Regions from separate parts of the Homo sapiens genome. Here region 2 is linked to region 1. Evidence: chromatin loops called from intact Hi-C (ENCODE). Cell type or tissue: heart left ventricle. All regions are shown on one strand. Each heading gives the region's core, and the rest is flanking DNA. Links, peaks and the distances in the headings are about the cores only.

Region 1 (4,398 bases), core at 244-4,243:
AGCTCGATTTTTCAGGCTTCTCTTTGTTAGAAAAGCAATGATTTGGGGACTGCTTCTTTTTAAAAGGGAAACCTTGCCGAGGACTCCTTTACCCTCACTATCTACCTAAATTAATTTCTTTCTAGCTCCTGTATCAGCATCCCCAGGCCTCCCTCCCTTTCACCTGGTCCCTGTCCCGCTCCACCCGGACACTCACAATTGGCACCAATTTCCTTGATTGCAGAGATGCCTGGGAGCCCCAGAGCAACCTGTACCTGGACCCCAAAAACCACAGAACCTAGGAGGGGGAGCAAAGAAACGATTAATTATCAAAAATAAATTGCACACATTAAAATGATGGTCACAGGAGGGCAGAGAAGTCAAGAATTTAGGCTTTACATTTTAAAACCACAGTTTTCTGACTCCAAAACATCTGGTTTTGCAACTGAGGAACATGGGAAAATGCCTAGTCTCTCTCCAGGGAATCCCACATCCAGCTATTTTATTTGTTTCAAAGCATTTTCATCAGATTTTAAAGATGGTTTACTGCCTGAAGATGAAAGGAATGCTTGTCGGAGTAATTTTTCATAGTTCTGCTCTTTCATCTAACTAGATCAAGAAACTAAGCAGGTGTTTAGGAAAACGGCTGCATTTTGTACCTGTGGGAGCTTCAAAAAGCAATGGAGATGCAAAACGGTTCTAAAATTATCCAGACACATTTTGCATCTAGAAATATGTGCATATTCATTTACCTTCAAATTCCTAAAATGATGCCTTCTGAAGTTGCCACAGTTTTCCCTTCTGTTTGCAGTGTTGATGCCTCATCTCCAGAAGGTGGGGAACGTTTTGTTTTGGTTTGGTTTTGGTTTTTTTAGACGGAGTCTCGCTCTGTCACCCAGGCTGGAGTGCAGTGGCGCGATCTCGGCTCACTGCAACCTCTGCCTCCCAGGTTCAAGTGATTCTCCCACCTCAGCCTCCCAAGTAGCTGGGACTACAGGCACATGTCACCACGCCCAGCTAATATGTTGTATTTTTAGTAGAGACGGGGTTTCACCGTTTTAGCCAGGATGGTCTCCATCTCCTGACCTCATGATTGGCCTCCCGCCTTGGCCTCCCAAAGTGCTGGGATTACAGGCATGAGCCATCTGCCTGACCTGGAAGGTGAGGAATGTTCTTTTTGCTGCCCAAAGCAGGCAGGATTCCTGAGACTTACTCATCGGCCAAAAATATTCCTCAACTGCAAATCTCTTAAAGGCCACCTGGATCACCTTAGTCCCAAGCCTCACCCAACTGGACACATCACACAAGCATCTACCAACAGGGTGTCTAGCTTTGGAGTTCTTCCGAACCACAGCAGCAAGCTCATGAATGCCTCCTCAGCACTGAGCAGCTGGGGGGTGTCTGTGCTGAACATCCTGTGTCTCCGTGTCCCATCCAAGCTGTCTGGGGTTGGCCCCTATGAGAAGGGCTCCTCACTCATTAAAAACACGTAAACATGGCAATGTGGGGTGGAGAGTGACAGCCCAGGCCTACGTTGAGGTTTGGTTCCCAAAGCTCATTTTGATTTTGTTTTCTTTCCTAATAGCCATTTGATGGACTGAGAGCTCCTAATGAGAACACAAACTTAGACTAAATAAACTACTAAGTTGAGAACTTGGATCTACAAGCAGGCATATCTTTCTAAACTGTGAATCATTAACTGGGTCTCAGACTGGCCTTGCCAAGTGTACTGCATTTTTGAAGTGGCCTAAATGGGCTTGTTCTGCTCCCATAGATCAGTCCTCATGCTTTCCCAGCAGGAAATTGATTGTGAAAGAAAATCTTCTGACTAGAAAGGAAAAGAAAAATGTGCATCTTTCATCAAATACTAAAAGGTATTTGATGATTCATATTTCAGTTTGAAACTGACTTGCAGATGCGTCTCCTTTTACTTTCACCATTTAACCCATGCAAAATTTGCATCTAAGAATAATAAAGATTGATAAGATCTTGCATTTCAAAGTAGGTTTAAGATACTGGTGTTTCTGCACCCCCCAAAATGAATGATGTTATGAACAATGTGTTAACCCAATTATTTTAAGTGAATAAAAGATATTTGAAAGAAATAGGAAGCATATTTTCCCAAACAGAAGAATTCCTTTGTAATGCAATTAATCAAGTGCTACTTTTAAGTTATTCACCTTATGAATTCGAGTTTTGAAAATCTGATTTTTCTAAAGCAGAATATACCTACCCAGCCTGGTTTGAATTTCCTATCCCCTGCCCCTGATTTCCCTTTGAACAGACGAAACAAAGAAAGTCTGCAACCTTCAATGCGATGGCTTCCCGAAGGAGTTCCAGTTACTCAAGCATTCTCTAAAATCCTATACCAACTCTGCTGTTCAAGGACCTTTTATATAACGTCAACAAGATCTCTAGCTTTTCCTTATCATCATCACCACCATCACCATCACCAGCTCCACCACCATCAAAGTTGTTGCAGAGCCAATATGGGAGCATCAAACTGCAAATCTGGATTGTTCCGGAGCATTTGTTCAATTTTGAGTGAATTAACAGGCCATATTTAACAACATATGCTCATATTACATATTCTCCAGAAATATAAAACAGGCTTAAACCCTCAGTCATCATTTCAGCCCCATATTCTAAAACTGGTCCTTTCTCAGGAGCCGTTCACACGCAGTGCCGAGGACGGCCAGCAGATGGCAGCACCAAGGCTCAGAAAGAGCAGAAACCAAGCGGGAGCTCAAGGAGCGTTCAATGCCCACCGTGATATCGTCAGGACACCTAAGAAAGGCAAATGATGTTCTCTCTTCGTTATTTTCTTTCTAAACACATTTGACAACCCACCTTTTATTAACACGTCTGCATCCTCTGAGACAATGCTTTTGCACCACCACGCTCCTGCAGCGCAAGGTCTCAATCAGGGATTAAGAAAGCTAAGATCCTATATAAAGAATATTTATGGCTTAATTGTCTTGAAAGCTTGGCATGGTAATTGAAGAATTCAAAGGTCAAAAAATCTACTTTGTCTTTCTTATTTTTCAGAAAATCAAGAAGCCAACAACGCCAAGATTGATGGAAATACATTTTCCTTGTCTCTTCCGCACGTTATACTAAGTGGTAATGTCAAACTGCCAGGACTTTCTGATGTTTTCTCTCTAAAGGTGAATATGCCTGAGTGTGCCCCGATAGAGATGCTCACTTATAAGTAAAAGGAAAAGCAGAGAAATCGCAAAATAGGTCATCACAAAGGATAGTAAACATTGGAAAAAATGTTTAACCTCAATAGCAATCAAATCCAAAAAAAAAAAAAACCCACCGAGATGTCATGATTCACTATCAAATTATTGCACATCAAAATGTATTAATAATGAGTCCTACATGAGAGAAAATAAATTGATCCAAACTTTCTGGAGGGAATTGGAGCCAGAGACTCAGGAGCTTTAAAAATATTCATAGTCTTTGACTTATTAGCAACCGTCTTGGGACTCTAACCCAAGAAAAAAATCTAAAATCCAAAATATGGAGTCAAGATTTTTCACTCCAACAGTACGTGTAACAGTAAAACACAGGACACATTCTAAATATTGCAACAGAATAGTAACTCAATTATAAAGTATTTATATGACTGCTTATGTTTAGTCAATAAAATAATGCCCATACATACTTTCAGAGCTAAGCATCTGAAAGGATATAGGCAAGCTGTCTCTACATAGTAGGATTAATGATATTTCATGCTATTCTTTTGCTCATCTATGTTTTTAAGTTTTATGCAACAAACTTGTTTTAGGAGGAAGAAAACCATTAAAAGAGACTTCATTTAAAAAACCAATTTACTGACAGTGTATGAGCAAGTATTTCTAATAAAGTATTAAGTGGATAAAAGGGAGATACAAATTCTATGTACAGTGTGGTCTGAACTATGTGAAACATACACTGTACATAAAAGAGGGAGATAAACTGAAAGAGGTTCTCACTTATGGCTGGGCTCTGGGTAATTTTATTACTTTCTCCATTTTATGTTTTCTACAATGAGCCTACATTACATTTTATATCAGAAAATAATAATTTTAATCAAAATTTGAACTGTGATCCATAATAAAAATTAACTCAAAATAGATCATTCATACTTAAATGTAAAACGTAAAATCATAAAACTTCTTGAAGGAAACATAGAAGAAAGTCTTGGCAACCTTGGGTTAGACAAAGATTACTCAGGACACTAAAAATACAACCCACACAAGAAATTGAAAAACTGGACTTCATCGGAATTTAAAACTTCTGCTTTTTTGAAAGACACTTAGGAATATGAACAGACAAGCCAGGGACTGGAAGGAAATAATTTGCAAAGCACAGAACTGATAAGGACTTGTATTCACTTTATAAAAAGAATCGTCAAAACTTGATCATAAGAAA
Region 2 (4,398 bases), core at 169-4,168, 140 kb after region 1:
TAAAATGTGTAGTACATAGTTCTGAAGTGAATCCATGTTTTAAAAAACACTCAGGTGATTTGTTTTCTTGACTACAAGAATTGATAAGATACTCCTTTTGTGTCTCAAAGACTGTGTTAATATTTACTTAAGCATCTTTCTTGTATCTAGATATTTCTATAGCAATAGACAGGAATTAATAGACACGTAACTTTAGAAAATACTTTTGGGTGGTAGTCACTTTCCCTTTACCAGTGGCTTATTTTTTGATGTATAGATTATCTCTGTCTTTTTGGTCCCTGAATAAATACATAAATGAATTCAGGAAAAATACGTTGACTGTTCTGTTGCCAGGTGCTACTCTAGTCCTGGAAATACAGCAGTGAACAGAAGAGACAAATTCTTTTCCTTCAAGGAGCTTATACTCAGTCGAGGGAGATTAGCATACATTTATTTGTGGGGTTGTGTTCTCAAGCACCATCAGCAAATGTGTGACTTGTCGTGCATTAAAAGAAACTGGGAAACAATGTATTGCTCTGAAAATAAAAGGCCACAGTCATTGCCCTTGTCCTCCATTAAATACATATAAGAAGCTTTTGTAATTTTGTTTTTAGGAAAGGGAGACACAGTGTGGCTAGTGGTCAGGGTTTTTGCCTCCATTAAATATATATAAGAGGCTTTTGTAATTTGGCTTTTAGGAAAGAGAGACACAATGTGGCTAGTGGTCAGTGGTCAGGGCTCTTGCCTCCATTAAATATATATGAGACTTTGTAATTTGGTTTTTAGAAAAAGAGACACAGTGTGGTCAGTGGTCAGGGTTCTCGCCTGTCAGTTTTCTTTTGGTATTGTCTTCTTTTCACCCTTGAGCTTCAGTCATGTCACTTAGCTGCTTGGAATCTCAGTTTTCCTGATATTTGCCTCTTTCTTTCTTAAAGTAAACATTGCAACTAAAGTGCTGTGAACAGTAAGAAAAGATTTCTAAATCTGAGAAGAGGGTGCTTTATAACCTGGGTTTCATTTGTTAGAATAATGGTAGGCTAGTCTCATGACCCTCGTGCACTGGGATATTTGACCTGCGGGACCTCGGAGATCCCCCTGCTTCCCCCCTCCCCCCTTCCAGCTCTCTCGTGTTCTCTTTGCCTCCTCCAGGTGTTGGTTCTCTCTTAAGAATCCCCAGGATGAATATGACTAAGCATTTCCTCTCGAGTAAAACGTTCTGGCACCTTTCTTCTCCCGGGGGTCATGTTTCTTAGGACATTGACCTGATGCTTGATTCTTTCCTTGTTCCAGCTTAAATTTAAGTGACTAGGTAAAATAGTAGCATGTGAATCCCGTTGATCTCTGGTGGCAGATAGAGTGGTTTTTTGGCTGTCTTAATTCTTTTAAAACTGTCAGTCCCTTTACTGAAGCACCTGCTAAAGATCAGCCTGGTGTAATTTCTATGAAGAGGAGCCTCTCTGTAGGCAAGTATGACAACTTTACCAATGGAAATTGTTAACATTAGGATGAGGCATGCTGCCACATGGATCAGGTGACATTTATGTATGAGAAAAAAAGTATGAGAAAAAAGTATCTGCTCCCCAAAAGAAGTCATTTACTAATTAGAATGATTTATTGTGTTTTTATTTAATAATGTGCCTTTTAATGTTCCTTCTGCCAAGTTTCCACTTACAATTAGAATCTCTTTCTTTTTGTGAAAAGAATACAACTTCTCAGAATGTAAGCAAGCGGCCCATGCAGCAAATGCAGCCCACTGCGCCAAGGAACAGCAATTTGCGTGAATTACCCATAGCGCCGTCACACGTGATAGAAATGAGCAGCAGCCGCTGCTCTGCCACGCCCTCAGCACAAGTGAAACCTATCGTCAGCGCGTCACCACCCTCGCGGGCCGTGGCGGGTTCCAGAAGCTCACAGGGAAAGACGGAAGTGAAAGTCAAGCCAGCTAGCCCTGTGGCTCAACCTAAAGAAGAGGCAAAAACAGAAACAGAGGTAGGACACTGCTCTTATTAACAAATGTTGGTCTCAAACAAGAAGCCTTAGAATCAACTTGGATGTCTTAGTTCACTCTCACTAAGTTATTCACAAAATCTTCCCACTTTTTTCACCTGGGTCTTTTTTTTTTTTTAACCTAACAGCCATGTTTATTAAAAAAACACTTGTATTCTCACTAGTTTACAAGATTAGAGTTTATATATTTGTACAGTTACTGTTCTGTTATACAGAATTGATATATACCGGGGCTTAACAAACTTTTTCTGTAAAGGGCCCAAATATTTTATAAATATTTTAGACTTTATAGTCCAGACTGTCATAATTACCCTTCTCCGCCATTTTAGCACAAAGGCAATTTAAATATAGTTCTTCCATGAATAGATGTGACTGCGTTCCGGTAAAACTTTACTTTATAAAACCAGGTGGTGGACCGGACTCAGCCTGTGGGGTGTCATGTGCTGACACCTGGTGAATCCCGTAGGTTTCTGTGACTTTTCTTGATTTACACTATTAACCTCTAGAAGATAGGACCAATTTTCTTGTTGGTCTTTTAAGATTTCTGGGGGTTTGCTTTGTGTTGAAGTATGATGATATATGTTGTTGCTGTTGTTCCTAATTTTTCAGTAGGCACAGAATGTAGTGAGTGTGAACAATCAATGCAGCTCAGTCTTTACCTGGCTTTAGTTGAGGCCGTCTTCTCCCACAAGCCTCAGTCTCCTCATCTGGTAAAGGAGGGTCGGCCAGGGCGGCCTGTGCAGAAGGCTGGCACCTGGAGGGCGTGTCAGCCTTAGTGAAATGCATGTGGAGTGCTCTGAAGCAGTGCAGCGAGTTAACTTGTCCAATAGCAATGTCATGAAGAATGGCTTTAGAGAAGAATTTAGGCAAGTCATGCTTTCTTAGTTTCATAAAAACCAGTCAACACTGGTTTTACCTTTTAATCAGTTCATTTTTTTCAGTTAGATTTTCTTCTGATATATTATTGTAGCAGTTGTAATGTATTGTTTACCAAATTGGAAGTACAAAGTTGAAATATTAACATACAATGAACTCTTATTAGAACACGAGTGACTTTTGGTTTTAAAATCAATATGTGAAAAAATAATGTAGATTTACAAACTGGATCGGAATAGTTTAGAAAGAAGTCTTTGGTAAAAGTTTTATCATACTTCTAGTGTATATAGCCAGCTCCTAACTCAGTATGTGTAACTGATTTGGTTCAGAAAAATGAAGTCACACATTCATAATAACAGGGCTACCTAATAGGGGAAGTTGCCTTTCAGGCATCCTGCTGGCACATCTGGCGATCACTTCCTTCCATGATAGTTGATTTAGGCGAACTTCTAAAGGATTCTTCCATGGAGTTATTTCAAAAAGATGCCTTGAGTGAAATGGAACCTGTAGGTCACCGTAGTATAAATGGAATGTCTTGATTTATTTTCTTTTAATTTTCTCTCTCTATATAAAGGGGACCAGGATTATATATATTTTTTTACTTTTTAGAAGAAAGATCTTCTATTTGTTTTGCTTAGCTAAATGTGACTTATTTTCGTATGTTCACCCCTCTTGATGATGATATAATAAAGGGTGAATCTGCTTATTTGGAGGTCTTTTCAAGTATTTCAGCTGCTGTTCTGAACATGCTTTAACTCTTCCTTGACTGCATGGGAAATTCCGATGACTAGTAATTATTCCTGTGTTTTGAGGCAGTGGCCCCTTGGGTCCTGTGAATATGTCCCCAGCCGTCTGCTTCCCCGATGCCCATGTCCCTTGTGCCCACTATCCCCCTGGACGCCATGTCTTGCTCTGTATGCCTACCCTTGTAAACAGCCTCTCACCCACCTTCATTTTTGCAGTTTGAAATCTGCCCTAGATGTGATATTAGAGAACAGAGGTGGTCGGAATTGCTTCCAGGACGACAAGTAATCCCTGAGTGAGGGCTGGCACCGGGCACTCAAGCTCCAGGGCACCAGCCGACTCCTCAGCTGTGCTTTTGTCTTAAGTTCCTAATTCTTAAGGTTTATTTAGGGAAAGTAAGATGGTGAAATAGCTGAATTCTAGATAGATTAAATCCTGTTACATTATTTTACACGGAGTCTGTGGATATGGATGATTTTTAAAGAATATTATTACAATTCTTTAAAAATGCTTAACTTTTTATACATTTTCCCTATTGGATGCTTTTTATTGAAAGTTACTGGAGTTTTTCAAAGATTTTTTTGTATCGACTTGAAGAATGGTTTGGAACTTGGAATATTAAAGGCGTTCCTTATATACCATTAATATTCCAATACTGCAATCGGCAACATTTTGATTCTGAGGAGAGTGCATGAGTTCAAGGTCAGAGAGATTGACTTGTGCTGTTCATTATAACCAATTATTCTGTGACAAATGAGTTTGAGATCAGGCTGAAAATTCTGCACGAAAAAT

The links. Peaks named below come from ENCODE experiments on the same cell type or tissue, not always from the same donor. Only the 100,000 strongest peaks of a DNase experiment are listed, where the experiment ranks them.
Region 2: a loop joins it to region 1, with 10 times the contacts of the local background. A loop is called at or near these places in 92 of 110 quality-filtered maps.

The regions. Positions count from the first base shown.
Region 1 is chr7:155,596,243-155,600,640 of GRCh38, forward strand. No RefSeq gene overlaps it. Among named protein-coding and RNA genes, the nearest start is that of RBM33-DT, 46 kb to the right of the region's middle. RefSeq lists a silencer at 2,573-2,867. In heart left ventricle, for the core only: CTCF peaks have their summits at 2,672 (motif pointing right) and 2,875; a DNase peak (open chromatin) is centred at 2,689; H3K27me3 peaks cover 547 bases.
Region 2 is chr7:155,740,139-155,744,536 of GRCh38, forward strand. It overlaps RBM33 (RNA binding motif protein 33), which reads left to right. Exons shown (of 18, transcript NM_053043.3): 13 at 1,681-1,968. Among named protein-coding and RNA genes, the nearest start is that of SHH, 70 kb to the right of the region's middle. RefSeq lists enhancers at 1,306-2,505, 1,865-2,014. In heart left ventricle, for the core only: no CTCF peak of the experiment used is centred there; a DNase peak (open chromatin) is centred at 1,822.